3 separate regions of the Homo sapiens genome follow, and regions 2 and 3 are each linked to region 1. A link is an interaction called in ENCODE POLR2A ChIA-PET data of the cell type or tissue named here. Cell type or tissue: MCF 10A. All regions are shown on one strand.

Evidence for each region. Peaks named below come from ENCODE experiments on the same cell type or tissue, not always from the same donor. Only the 100,000 strongest peaks of a DNase experiment are listed, where the experiment ranks them.
Region 2: POLR2A ChIA-PET joins it to region 1 with 6 read pairs; 2 of 35 experiments call an interaction of 5 or more read pairs at or near these places.
Region 3: POLR2A ChIA-PET joins it to region 1 with 7 read pairs; 4 of 35 experiments call an interaction of 5 or more read pairs at or near these places.

Annotation. Positions count from the first base shown.
Region 1 is chr5:171,519,069-171,524,068 of GRCh38, forward strand. No RefSeq gene overlaps it. Among named protein-coding and RNA genes, the nearest start is that of FGF18, 100 kb to the left of the region's middle. RefSeq lists enhancers at 81-613, 614-1,147, 1,148-1,680, 3,283-3,814 and a silencer at 1,237-1,531. In MCF 10A, a CTCF peak has its summit at 2,339; DNase peaks (open chromatin) are centred at 1,393 and 2,443.
Region 2 is chr5:171,744,297-171,749,296 of GRCh38, forward strand. No RefSeq gene overlaps it. Among named protein-coding and RNA genes, the nearest start is that of SMIM23, 39 kb to the right of the region's middle. In MCF 10A, no CTCF peak of the experiment used is centred here; a DNase peak (open chromatin) is centred at 2,955.
Region 3 is chr5:171,569,002-171,574,001 of GRCh38, forward strand. All of the region lies in intron 2 of LOC105377722 (a long non-coding RNA gene), which reads right to left. Among named protein-coding and RNA genes, the nearest start is that of FGF18, 150 kb to the left of the region's middle. In MCF 10A, no CTCF peak of the experiment used is centred here; a DNase peak (open chromatin) is centred at 2,890.

The sequences.
Region 1 (5,000 bases):
GCGATGCGGATCACCCAGTGCGGGCCAGGGACTGGGAGCACAGAGGCCAGCTGCCCCTCAGGGTGAGTGTCTCTGGCCCAGCTCAGCTGTTCAGGCACAGGAGCAGGGGTGTGGGTTGGAGGGTCACCCAGGCTTGCAGCTCAGGCAGGTGGGGGTGGCGGAGGCAGAGAGGGCAGACAGGGATGACCGTGCTGGCCGTGGAATCTGGGCTGCAGCCATGGGGTGGAAACTCTCAGAGGCAGAGAGAGATGTGTTTGAGAACAGTCTGGGGACGGAGCGGGCAGTACAGGAGCTCCCGAGCCCCAGAGACAGAGAGAGGGCTGCCGGTGAAGAAGGTACTGATTGGGTCCTTGATGGTGGAAGTGGTGCAGTTTCTGTGATGACTAGTCCTGATGGCTGATTCGGGGTGGAGGAGGGGCACTGGTGACGAGGAAGTCCAAGACAGAGGGGCCAGGACATTGAGAGGGATGTCTGTGAGGGTGTCAAAGCGACCCAGGGCAATGGCAAGAGATGCAGTTGGGGGGCTCCTCAGGGAGTGAAGAGTGCCCAAGAGGCTGTGGACAAGTGAGGGGGGTGAGATGTTGCAAACAGCCTGTGTCCTGAGAGAGCAGGTGTTTTTGGGAAGGTGTGGGCAGCATAGGCCAGAAAGTGGCCATGGAAGCAAGGGGACACCGCCTCTGTCTCCTGTCCTGAGGTGAGAGAGGAAAGCCAGCCTTCTCTTGGGAGGGAGGGGAGGAAATGATGTCCCCAAGGCAGAGGGGGCTCCCCAAGGCCATGGAAGGGAGGAGCTGGGAAGAGGAGGAAGCTGTGTGCGAGGCAGTGTGCTGTTTGTGGGGCTGGGGTTCTTCAGGGTCCTGGGAGAAGGTTCTGGAAGGAGGGAAGGCTGGAAGCTGGGCCAGGGGAGAGACTGTGCAGAAAGCATGAGGATAGGAGCTTGTAGAACTGTGTATGAGGGGATGGACCCCCTTACAGGGATGTGAGGCCTTGTCCTGTGTCCTTCCTGTGGACACTTGAGTCCAACAGGATTCAGCTGAAGCTGAGAAGTGTGAGAAGGACCTACGGGGTGGGGGGAAGGTGCTTATCTTGCTTCCCAAGGAGCAATGGAGGGGGCTTTTTGCCACCTCCTGGGGTGGGAGCCTCAGTCCTCGGGGCTGGGCCCCCTAAGGCCCGTCCCAGCTGGTCCTGGGAGGGTACCACCTCCTCCCCACCCTGTGACCCCTGGGTCAGGGGCCATCTCCTGGGGAGATGGGAGTTTGTGGCTGGCCTGAGCAGCTGCCTGGAGGGGAGGAGGCCCCTTCGATGACCAACCAGCTCTTTCACACCCCAAGGAAAAACAAGCCCATCTGCAAAAACCCAGAGGTGTGAGGTGGAGGCTTGGCAATCTGCGGCTGGGAGGGAGGAGCCTCCTGTCTTCCCGCTGAGACAGTGTGGGAAGGCCGGCCAGCCCAGCCTGGGATCCAGCTCCCTCCCTCCATGGGGCCTTGGGCAGGGCCTCCGGAGAGCAGTGTGGGGCTGGGAAGGACTCGGAAGCACCTGGAGGAGCAGGAAGCTCTGGGGACACTTTGCAACTCAGGCGGCTGGCAGAGAATGAGCACTGTGCAGCGAGTCGGGAGATCTCAGCCACCCACACCCCCAGACTCCTGCGTGCCCTGGGGCTGTTGAGGGGTCCCCACTTCAGGGTTCAGTTTCCCCTGCCATCCAACTGCTGGAGTCGGTGGCCTGGGATGCTCTTTCTGGCTGGTGAGGCTGTTGAGGTCCTCCCAATATGGGCAGAAGAACCCAAGCAGAGGGTCTGAGCGCCTGCCCGCTCTGGGCACCCGGAGCCGGCTCAAGTTCCATTCCTGAATATCAATGAGCAGGCCTAGGAATGTCTGCCCCACAGCTGGCTGCAGGCAGGCGGGCGGGGCGGGAAGGGAAGGGAGGAAATGGCCGGGCCTGGCCCTCCCAGACCCACCTGCCCCGCAACAGCAGGCAGAGCTTGCAGGCAGGCAGGGCAGCCTCTGCCCAGGGCAGAGGCAGATGGGAACAGACAAAGGCCCTTGAGATGTGGGGGAGGTATGAGGGAGGGCAATGGGGGGAGGGTGGGACAGACCTTTCCCAAGCTGCAGTCATGCCCCGTGCCTCTGTGCCATCGCACCTTTAAGTCTCCAGCAAGCTCCAGCATTCTGCACTGTCACTCCTGGAACTTGCCCACCTTCTCACTGTGGGAGGAGGCAGAACTAAGATTCAACCCCAGGCCTCTTCAGCTTGCAACCTGTGACATTTGTGTTATGTCACCCTAGGAGATAGGGAAAGCTGCAGATGTAGACAGCTTAGGGGCTGCTGGGCTGAGAGCTGCCTTTATTCATTTCTTCCTCTTGCAAGAAACAAGGCCTGTGCCAGCCTGGTGTCGGGTGCTGGGAATACATCTGTGAGCAGGCCAGGGAGGTTTTAGGAACTGGAGAGAAAAGAGTAACATTAATGCTCCCTTAATCATCCTCAGCCCCTAGTGAGTCATCTGAAAAAGCTGCTAAAGGGCTGCATTCCTCTGCAGTACAGAGGATTCACCCAAGTTAGTAAGAACATTTCAGAACAAATCACATCTCAGAACAGAGCTCGGTGATTGCAGGAGAGGTCAAGCCTTCAGAGAGTCAGGACATCAGGGACAGACCCTTAAATGTGCCAGGTGCTGGGATTGACCAGTGAGGGGATGGGTAACAAGATTATTTGACAAGGTTTCTTCTGCACGTAACTCACAGTCCAGGGCAGGAGACAACTCCATCACAAGGCCATGATGGAACAGAATGCTGGGATGGAGAAGTGGGAGGAGCCAGGTAGGAGGAAAGTTCAAGGGTGGGGCCTCCAAGGTGGCATTACAGGAGGAGTGAGAATTCTACAAGGGATAAAGCAGGAACGTGCCTCCAGGCAGAAAGGACAGATAGCATTTGCAAAGGTCTTGCAGTGGCTATAGCCCTGCTGGAAGGCCAACAGTGTAAAGCTAGGAGATGAACTGAAACGCAGAGAGGTGTGCTCTGAATACCAGGCTGAGAGTATGGACAACCAGTGTGACACTTTGCTTGACCGGATGAATATTCCACCCTCCTCCCTGGCCTAGAAAACCATTTTGGATGTGTGTTTGATTGGGTCTGATAAGCTGTCAGGGCTGCCGGTGAAGCTGGAGGCTGTCTCGAGGCTGATCAGCTTGCCCCTCCACAGGCACAAGGACTGTGTCTGGGCCCCAAGCACTCCGTCTGCAAAGAAGGAGCTATAAAAATGTACTCAAGGCAAAGGATCCCAGGGAGCTAGCACAAAATGGTGTTTGAGGCTCTTTCCATGCAGATCAAGCTCAACCCCAGGAACCAAGGCTGACTGACCTTGACAAGTCCCTTCCCCTCTCTGTGCCTCCATTTCCCTGCGGTCTCAGGTTACTCTCCAACATTCTCATTCAGATGACTCAAGGAGAGGTAGAATTGGGTGACCACTTAGAAGGTGGCTGGAGAACTCACTGGATTAGCCATGATCATCATTTCTGACCCCGGCCCCTCTATGGGGTGACGAGGATGGGAGACAGAATTGTGAGGGCTGCTTGCAATGGTTTCATTGTGGGGCCAGCTCCTGGGGAGTCTGTATTCCTTGAAGCTGGCGTCTGGGCATCCACGGGTTTTAGACCCTGGTCTAGGCCTCGGATGGTGAGTAGAGCCAGAATTGGGACCTTGGTTCTTTTTATTTTTTTGAGATAAGTTCTTGCTCTGTCGTCACCCAAGATAGTGTGCAGTGGCAGGATCGAAGCTCGCTGCAGCCTCAAACTCTCAAACTCCTGGGCTTAAGCGATCTTCCTGCCTCTGCCTCTGGAGTAGCTGGGACTATAGCTGCAAGTCCCTATGCCTGGCTAATTTTTTAAAAGATTATTTTGTAGAGACAAGATCTCGCTATGTTGCCCAGGCTGGCCTTGGACTCCTGGCCTCAAGCATTCCTCCTGCTTTGGCCTCTCAAAGTGTTAGGATTACAGATGTGAGCCACTGTGCTCAGTTGGGACTTTGGTTTTTGATATGGATCAAGATTCATATGTCAGCTCTGGATCTATTCATTCATTTATCCATCCAACCATTCATCCATCCATCCATCCATCCATCCATCCATCCATCCATCCATCCATTCATCTATGCAATGACTAATTGTTGAGCGCAGGTGCATGCTAGCTGTGTGGTCAATAGCGGATGTTGAAGGTGCATCAGAAAGCATGGTACACATGTTAATGGGATCTCACTTTAGCAGTGGGTCCATTCCATTCAGCACTTAAGGAACTCCCCTACTTCCTTTGTGTGCCCAGGGAGACCATTTCATTCCTGTGAGCCTCAGTGTTCTCACCTATACAATGAGATTTAATGATCCCCGTTTGTAATGCTGTTGTGAGTTTAATGAGATGATGGATGGAGGGCACCCAGCATGGCACAAGGACTTTGCATGGGAGCTGTCATCAGTGTTCCTTACAGCATCACACCCGAGCCTACAGCTCACATGGCACAGTGGTAGGACCAGCTGTGGGGAGTGGAAGAAGGAGGGCAATGGGGTTAGGCAGAGCTGGCTACACTTTGGCTGTGTGACAACAGGCCAGCCCCTCAACTTTTCAGAATCCACATTTGTATATCAGCGATAATAATTCCTCTTTTGCGGGGAGGAGGCATACACTGGAAGCTGGCCTCCTTCCTTCCCTTCTCCGAGGGGGTGGGTTGGGGACATCATGACCCCCAAGGGCTGTCAATGGGAGATGCAAGAGACATGTCCAGTGGGCCTGGGGGCCCTTTCGTTCATCTACATGTCATTGGGAAAGTCTTATGCAAGGTGCTTGGGATTGATGATTGACATGACAGATGGGAAACCTGCTCTCATGGAGCCCTGTGCCTGGGATGGCAGAGGAGTGAAGACCAGATGCACGGAGCGGTTTGTGATAGCTGCTCTGCGGGAGAGCGCCAGGAGCTGGGATCACAGGTCAGGAGGGGCTGCTGGAGATGGGGAATCCA
Region 2 (5,000 bases), 230 kb after region 1:
CTTCTCAGAAAGCCTTTCACATTTAGTGGACCCAGTAGCCCACCAGCAGAAAAGAAGCTGTCTTCCCCAACAGATTCACAAAAGTCCTAGGATTGCAGAACATTAGACAACTTGAACTTTGGTCTGATGAGAACACTCTGATTCATCAAAGCTAGATTATGTGACCACCCCTAACATGTGGGTGGGAAGTGGGGAGAGAAGAGAGGAGGTAGTCTCCTCAAACACTTTAAGAGTGGAGTTGAGGTGATTTCCCCAAAGGAAAAATTGGGGTGCTGTCACCAAAAGAAGAGAGGATGGATAATGAGCAGGCAAAAACCCCAAATGTTCCCCTATGGGAGTAAAATCCACTTGAGGCATAGGCCACTTGGGGAGAAGACCCGTAAGCTCCTTCTCCAGGAGGGTTATCTGATTATAAGAGGAGGCTGGTAACCACTGAGTCTGCACGAAAGCTTTTCCTAGGCCTGGTCCTTGGGGCTACAGCTTTATTCTAGGGCATGTTTATTTGAGGAACATGGGCTCCTTGAGAAGCACTGGAAACAAGGGGACAGAATGGCTTCTAAATAAAACAAATCCTAGCCTGGAAGTTCTGATCTCTACTCTGCCACCTACCAACTGGGCTGACCTTGGGCAAATCCTCTCACTTCTCTGAGCCTTAGCCTCCTAATCTGTGAGATGTCAGTAATAGTACCTACCTTGCATGTTCGCCACAGAGATTCAATTAATTTAAATAGGTAGAGGACTTGGGGCAGTGCCTAGGACAACATTACACTCAGGGATGGTGATGATGATGATTATAATGATGATGATGATGTTGATGATGATGATGTTGATAATGATGATGATGATGATGATGATGATGATCATGATGATAATGGAAAAGAAGATAGAGGAGGTAGAAGAGGAGACAATCATGATGTTGGAGGTAGACTCCAATCTTCAGAATCAGAAGCTCAGGGTTGGAAAGGACCTTAAGTAGTCACCCCGCCAACTTCCACAATCCACCCCAAGACCCTAAGAAATAGGATTTGACATTGCTCAAGTTGAGGAAACTGAGGACGAGCTTGCCCATTGCTGGTCTTTTAGCCAAAGAAGTGGGAGAGATGGCCATGAAACCCAAGACAGTTAGCTTCAAAGCCTGGGCTCCCTTTACCAGAGCCTTCTGCCACGAGGCATGTTGATGACTTCTACAGTCTAGAATGAAGAACTCAGGGTCTCCAAACGAGCCATCTGTGACTTTGTGACTTTGCACCCATGCATTGGCGGAGGAAGTCATTGCATTATAGGACCCTTGCATCTTTTCCTTTGGGCTTTCTTTCTACCCTCAGTGAGCATCAAACCAAAGAAAAGCTTCTTAAAAAAAAAGAACACAAGTTATAAGAGCCACCAATATTTCAAAAACAATTTCACATCTGCACTGAAACTCCTCTACTTACAAACATTCACAGATAAGAACAAAGCCATGCACTAAAGGAAAAGTAGGCCAGCTCCGCCTGCTTCCCCACAGATGGTGAGCAGCAGTCATGCGCATCCATTTTAGTCTTGGCCATCACGTTAGTCATTAGTGTTGGCCCATGAGCTGTTTAAAGAAGTGTCTTCTTACCATGAAAAGAAGAAAGTCAAAGTAAAAACATCTTTGGATACATTTCTGAATCGCTGAAAAGCACCAAGTAGAGCCAGAATCAATGCCAGCACATCACCGGTCCTTTTGAGAAACTCAACTTTATACAGACATGTATACTGCAGAGACTTAGAAAGAAATAGACTTAAACACAGCCTTTTGGATATGATGTATTTGTACATGAATGATTTCTAAATTTCTAACAGCAAAAACAACACTGAGTATTACTTTTAATGCTTTTATTTTAAGCAATGAATGGCATTTTCTAGAATGACCCTACTTTGGCAGTTGACTAGACTAGAATGACTCTGACTATGGCAGACATGGTTAGTTGCCTATTCAACAGCTATTCTCCTACACTTTCTTCCTTCCTGGTGAATTTTCTCTCCAATAGTAGAAGTTGGAAATGGCAGATATTTTCTCAGGTTCCTTTGCATATGCAGCACTGACCAATGGAAATATAAGAAGAAATCTCTAACCTTACAGACTCCTCAATTAAAGAAATCGATGCAGGAGGAAAGGCCTTGTACTTCCTGGTTTGGATACTGTCCAGTGAAGGCGTGATGTCTAGAGCCACCACAACTATTTTGCAGCCATGACATGACAAGTCTAAAAACAAAAAGCAACAGGCTATGGACGGCAGAGCTGAAGAACAAAAAGATGCTGGCTTCTTGATGACAAGGTTGAGCCATAAACCAATCCCAACACACCTACTCCAGACTTCTTGTTATTGAAGAGAATAAAGGTATTTGATAATTAAACTACTTTTAGTTGAGTATTCTTTTACTTGCAGCTGAAACCATTCCAACTAATATGTTCATGAAACCTTTCTATGTATGTCTGAGCTGAGACAGAGAGAGGGCCAGTCTGCCCAGCTCAGGTTTGTACCACATTGACCCCACCTCCCGGCCACAGCTGACTGGACCAGGAATGGACTCCTCATCCAAGCTGAGTTCATCTGAGACTCTCTGCTGGGAATTGAGGATTGAGATTCAGAGACCATTAGATGGTTTCTGCACATAACTTTGGGAGCTATGTACACAGAAAGACATGGAAAGCTCATGTGTGCACATGTAAGAAGCAGCACAGAAGATAAACTGATTGGCTTCAGAAAAGAAGAGCAAGATGGAGTACATAGTTGCCTGGTGACCTTGACCTTCCATTTCCTGGTTCCGGGCCTTCACGACTTTCCATCTATTTACTTTCCACTTTCAGGTCCCATGAAAGACTTCCATTTCCTTTGCTTAAGCTGCTTTGAAATAGGATTCTCTTTATCTCTAACAGCTTTGCCAAGACCCCAGGGAGTTGATGGCCAGGCTAGGGTGGAACTTACATGTCCTGACTTGATGCTGCACCCTGCTACCTGCCAAAACTACAACTCATATTTATTGAGTATTTGCCAAGCACCACGAACTCTTCTAAAGGACGTCTCATGTTATTTTTAATCCTCACAACAATCCTATGAAATAGGTCCTGTAGTAGCTCCCGTTTTGCAGAGGAGGAAACTAAGGCACAGAGATTTTAAGTAAATTGCCTAAAACCACACAGCCAGCATGTGTCTGAGCCAGCATTTGAACTCCAGAGCTCAAGCTTGTCACCACTTTGTTTTACTACCTCCCCTTCCAATTCCTCCTCCCCTCTGTACTGCCCTGTAGACTGACAAATTATCTACATGTTTTCAGTGAGTGCATCTGAACTATCTCCTGACCTCCTACGGCCCTCATAATAGCTCCACCTGGCAGCTACTCACTGCCTGAGGAATCCAAGAGGGCTTCCTGAAAGAGGTGCTATTTGAGTAGATTGTGTAAAGATGAGTCGGAGTTTGCCAAACATTGGAAGAAAGAGAGAGAGTGCCTTAGTCAACTGGGACTGCTATAACAGAATATCACAGACTGGGTGGCTTATAAACACCAGAAATCAATTCTCATAGTTCTAGAGGCTGGGAATTCCAAGGTCAAGGTGCTGGCAGATTCGGTGTCTGGTGAGGACCCCCTTCCTGGTTCATAAATAGACATCTCACTGTGTCTTCTCATGGTAGAAGGGACAAGGAAGCTCTCTGGGGCCTTTTTTACAGGGCACTAACCTCATTCATGAGGGCCATGCCCTCATGCCCTAATCATCTCCCAGAGACCTCACCTCCAAATACCATCACACTGGGCATTAAGATTTCAACATATGAATCTGCAGGGAACATAAACATTTTCTACAGAGAAGGGCATACTAGTCAGAGTTCATAGTTGCAAGTATAGGTGCTGAATCTGGCTTTTTTAAACAGGAAAATAATTCATTAAAAGGATGGCAGGAGCTCTCAAAACTGCTGGGAGGGATGGATAACCACGTTCTAGGCAACAAAGCTGAGAGCATTGCCCTAAAGCATGTCACAGAACTGATCCAATGAGGATATCACTGCCACCTCACCCCCAGCACAGGACACCACAGCTTCCATCACCACAGGGGGTTCCCCGGGTCCCTACTATTCTGCTTCAACAGTTCCTGATGTCAAGGCCATGCCAAGTACATCTGATTAGTAGAGTCCGGGTGACATGCCACACCCTAGCTGCAAGACAGGATGAGAAAGTAGGAGTTGGAATTCTGAGCTCTTATTCCAGGGAATAGACTCTGCACTCACCAAGACTCACAGGAAGGGCATTCAGCTGCTGGGGGCCAAAGACAATGTCAAGCATCTACTACAAGGGGCATTGAAGGCAAAGGGAACAAATCGTGCAACGGTACAGAAAGCGTATGCTTGCCTTGGCTCAGAGCGATGAGATGGTCACTGGGCTCCTTAGAGTATATATTTAGTGCTGAATTCTGCCTCCCGAATTGCCGTTTGGACAGCTTGCCTTTGCATTTCAACGTCTTCTGTCTGCAAGGGCAGACTCAGTTCTTGACAGACCTCAGAAGGCCTGGAGGGGGGCCAAATGCTCCAGAAAGAGTCAAATGCTGCTGAGAAAAAGGAGGAGGTAAGAGTGGTAGAAGGACAGCAGTGGAGAGAGGAGGAGGAAGCGGAGAGCAAGCTCAAGTGTAAAGCCATCACTCTCCTCCAGCCAAAGTTCTGGCTCGTGGCCACCATGCAGATCCCTTTTTCCAAGGCCCAACTCCCAAGAAGAGCAACTTCACCAAAGGAGCCCAGCATTCATAGAAGGTCACCCTTGCTCATGAAACCTACCCTTTCCCAAAAGACACGGAAGTCCTGCTGAGAACAGTTCTTCTTAAAGGGCCAGCTGCCTCCAGTCCAGTCCTCTAAGGCCAAGGCCTTCTCTCATGTGATGCTCAGGGAAGGGGCAGTGACATCTTCTCTAGCTCCTCATTCCTCCCCCAGCCATTAACAACCTGACTAGAAACCCTCCCCCAGGCTCTGGTCCACAAGAAGCCAAATTGA
Region 3 (5,000 bases), 50 kb after region 1:
TTTTTTTTTTTTTCATCTCAGACATTGTAGATTTAATCTCTCTAGATTTGACTTGTGACCTTTTTAGATCTTTAATGCCTTTACTTAACTGTTGAACAACTGGAATATACTTACAATAACTAGTTTAATATCCTTGTCTGATAGTTCTGACATTTGTGTTAGTTCTGAGCCAGTTTTGACTCTTGGTTGGCAGGTTGTTGTTGTTGTTGGTAGCACTGAATATATTGGCCCACTGCCTTCTGGCCTCCAAAGTTGCTGATGAGAAATGTGTTGATAATCTCATTGAGGATCACTTGTATGTGATGAGTCACTTCTCTCTTGCTGCTTTCAAGATTCTTTCTTTGTTTTTCAAAAGTTTATATTATAATGTAAAGTTTTGATTATATGGTTAGGTTATAACCCTAACCCTAATCTTAGTGTAAGTTCCTTGAGCTCATCTTCCTTGAAGTTTGTTGAAGAACTCCTTGGATGTTTATATTCATGTCTTTCATCAGATTTGGGAAGTTTTTGGCCGTGATTTATTCAAACATTCTCTCTTCTCTTTCTGGGACTTCCACAATGCATATGTTGATCTGCTTGATGGTGTCCCACAGGTCTCTTAAGCTCTATTCACTTTTCTTCAATCTTTTTTCTTTTTGTTCCTCAGACTTGATAATTTCCATTGTTTTACCTTCAAGTTCACTCATTATTTTGTCTGCCCAGATCTGCCTCTGATTCGGACTTCTGTAGTGAATTTTTCTTTTCAGTTATTGTATTTTTAGCTTCATATTTTTTGGGTTTTTTTTAGGTTTCTATCTATTAATATTTTCATTATGTTCATAAATTGTTTCCTTGACTTTCTCCATATCTTCCTTTAGTTCTTTGACCATCTTTAAAATAGTTGTTTTAAAGTCTTTGTCTAGCAGATATGCCATAAGGTTTTTTTTCAGGGACAGTTTCTGTTTATTTTTGTCCTTTGAATGGGCTATGCTTTCCTGTTTCTTTATATGCTTTGTGGTTTTTTTGTTGTTGTTGTTGAAAACTGGACATTTGAATCTAATAATATGGTGACTGGAAGTTAGATTCTCTCCCTTCCTCAGGATTTGTTGTTTTCTTATTGTTTTGTTTTTGGTTGTTGTAGGCTGTCTCCATGCCAAGGATCAGCCTGGGGTATAAACTTAAGGTCTTCTCAAGTCTTTTCTGAGCCTTCATCTTTCCTGGGACATGAGTGGTCATTTTCTGATTTCCCTGTATCTGTGATTGCTTTTGAATCTTCTAGTCTTTAATGTTTGGCCCCCAAAAGGCGAAAAAGAGAAAAAAACAGAGACAAATGGAAAAAAAAAAAAAGAGTGCTAGCCCTTTAAATCCCCTGGAAGTCATTTCAGCCAAGAAGCAGGGGCTTGCAACAGTTGGGGGAGGTGCAACAACAATGGCTGCCTTTTTCTTTGTCTGCACCTTTGTGATCAGAAGCAGAAATCAGGGATCAGACAACAGATGCCTGATATGTAGAGGATAGGGTCCTTTTGGTCTACCCTGGCTCACTCAAGCTATGTGCAGGTTGCTCCAGAAACATGTGCACGGCTGCTTGCCATGGGCTTGGGGGTGGGGGATGAATAGCTACTACTGTGCTGAGAGTGAAATTTCCCCTGGAATTTGCAAGCCTTCAATAAACTCCAGAGTTTCAAAATAGTTACATCAGATGGAGTCTGCTAGTGTTAGGTGGGTAGACAGATTTCTGGTGCTTTCTACTTCACCATCTTTCCAGAGGACCTCATTCTATTAATTTTCTGCTTCATATATTTTAGTTCCAGAATTTGCATTTTGTCATTTTTTATAGTTTACAATTCTCTGCAGAAATATCAATCTCTTCAATGATTATATCTTTCTTTACCTCTAAAATTTTAAACATATTAAAATGGTTGTTCCAAAGTTCTTATTTGCCAGTTCCAATGACAGAATTTCAATTCTAATTATATTTCCTTTGGGAGTCTGTTTCTGTTGATTATGCTTTCTCTTGATTATAATCATTATTCCCCCCACCACCACGAGATTCCTCAGATGGCTTGTACTTTTTAAATTGTATTCCAAACACTATATATAAATAGCAGTGAAGACTAAAGGATACTTTTCTTTGTTTATTTCCCACACTGAAAACCCTTTCTTATGACTGATGGTTAAAGTAAATGTCTGATCATTCACATTTCTCCTTGATCAAGTTGAGATGGGGCTGGGCCACAGCTTTAATTAGATTGAGTTCATCTGTGTGATTGTCTCAATGTCCAAACCCCAAAGCTGTTGTTTTTTGTTTTGTTTTGTTTTGTTTTTAATCGTGTCAGAATTTGAGCTGGAAAATGGCTACAGTTCCTTCCTTCCTTCCTCCCTCCCTCCCTCCCTCCCTCCCTCTCTCTCTCTCTCTCTCTTTCTTACTTTTTGAGATGGAGTTTCACTCTTGTTGCCCAGGCTGGAGTGCAATGGCACAATCTTGGCTCACTGCAACCTCTGCCTCCTGGGTTCAAGCAATTCTTCTGCCTCAGCCTCCCAAGTAGCTGGGATTACAGGTGCACACCAATATGCCTGGCTACTTTTTTGTATTTTTAGTAGAGACGGGGTTTTGCCATGTTGGTCAGGCTGGTCTCGAACTCCTGCCCTCTGGTGATCCACCCGCCTCGGCCTTCCAAAGTGCTGGGATTACATGCATGAGCCACCACACCCAGCCTACAGTTTCAGATAGTTTTGGTTCACTTTTAAATTCAAGTCTGTCAGGATCTTGAATCCTATCATCACGAGAATGCATTAAACTACAATCCGTTTACTAACTCTTTCTTCACTATTGCTTACTCAGCAGTGAGAAAGGGGAGCATGTGGGGCAGGAAAATATCTGAGATGAGTAATCTGTTCTTGTATTTGGAGCTCTTCCAAACTCCTGCCAGCTCACACTGTTGTCTAGGGCCCAGCTGATTTCCCTGGTCCTCTAAAAGTCTCTGTATTTATGGCAGGTTTGCTTACGTTTAGCCCAAGTGCCTTCTCCCAAGCATGGAAGATGCTATGAGTTTGTTTCTGTCTAGAAATCAGTTCATCAAGGCAGCAGAGAAATTTGGTTGGAATGGGTGCCCTGAAATTCAGTTTTGTGTCACCAATTGTGGGTATCCATTAGGAACCACTGGAGGCAAACTGAAATAAATCCTCCTCTCTCAAGGAGGCGGTGTTACTCCTGGACCTGGCAGGATGCTCATGTGAGTATGTCCAGCAAACCAACCACTAACAATCCCAAAGATAACAATTTCTTATACTCACACGGTGCTTTGTGTTTAACAAGGCATGTCCATGCCCATGGGTCTCCTTTGATTCTCACAATAACTCAGTTTTAGTATGAGGGAAGACTGGGAAAGTCCAGTGGGCCAGTTTGGGAGTGGCCTTGAATGTCATCCTTGAGACTTTGAACTTTAGTCCATATTCTGCCATTCGCCTCCTTTCATCCAGATCACTGCAGCGGTCTCATTGCAAGCCTCCCTGCCTCCAGGCCTGACCCCTCCATCCATCCGCCACACCGAATGAACAATCTAAAAGGCAAACTTCCCCTTGCCAAACCCTCCTGCTCTGTACTCTTCAGTGGCTCCCCACTGCTTTCAGAACAAATCTACAAAGCTCTTGAGATCTGGCCTCTTTCCACTTCTCCAGTCTCATTTTTCCCCTCCTGCTTCTCCCTACTTTCTTCTTCAGCTGCACTAAACATTCTTCAATTCCTTCACTGAATCTTGCTCCATCAAGCATATATGCATTGCTATATACTTTTCCACATTGTTCACACACACACACACACGCACACACACACACACACACACTCACACTCACTCATGTCTGCTCATCCATAAGGTCAAAGCCGCAGAGTGACCTCTTTTCCATGCCTCCTCTGGACCTGCAGGCCCCGAGCTTGCTTCCAGCTCATCACCTGGCTCACTGGGCTGGGATTGCTCCAGCATTTGCTTCCCTACTAGAATGAAAGCTGTGGGAGGGCAGAGATTGTCCATCTTGCACACCCTTGAGCCTCTAGCACCAAGCACAGTGTCTACACATAACAAGCACTCCATCAATGCTCATTGCATTGAATAGGACCCAGGAAGCTACAGACTGCTTGTTCTGCTATATATCCTGCCAGTTGTTTAAGAGGTCAGCTCATGAGTACTTACTATCTCTCATAGCCTAGGTCTGGGCCGAAATGCAGGGTCAGATGAGAGGCTGCTGAAATAGAATATGAACAGTGCTCACATTTATCAAGTGCTTCACTTGCGCTGTCCCATGTAACCTTCACACAACCCTGCACATTTGGTGCTATTATTAGCATTCCCATTTTGGAGATGAGAAAACAAAGGCATGGAGGGGTGGGCAATTTGTCCAAAGTCACAAAGTTCAAAAGTGGTGACTCTGGGGTTCAGTCCAGGCACTGTGATGCCAGAGATTCTCACCTCTAACTACTATGCAACAGGAACACTGACCTCCAGAAGCTTCCGGGCTGGTTTTTGAGACAAGATAGAGATGCCACCATAGGATCCCAAATGCAGGGGATACCCAGAGAAGGGAAGAAGTGTGACCCACTGCAGTCTCAGAAACCCTGAGATGGTGACAAGCACTGGGAGGGCAATGTAGAGGCTTTTAGGGAACCTGGATACCCCAGACCCCCAGAAGAGGGGTCCCCCAATTTCGCTGTGACCTCAGGGCAGGAAGCAATGCTGAAGCCAAGCTGCCACTATGGGCCAGAGACTCCCGAGAGCCCGGAATGGAAAACAGTGCGACTAAATGTCAGGGTTTCGGGCCCCAGCCAGGCCTGGCTGCCCTATACCGAGCTCTATCCTCCTGCCCTGGAAGGAAGAGCAGGGAGAGATTCCACAGGAGCCCTCAGGAGAGCTTCCGAAAAGGGCCCCCCTGCCAGGGAGCAGGGAGAAGCGGGCGTGCTGGCGGCCAGGTCGGGGCGGGGCAGCCTGGGTCTGTGTGGGGTGGCCGGCAGCCGGGCCACCCGGACACCT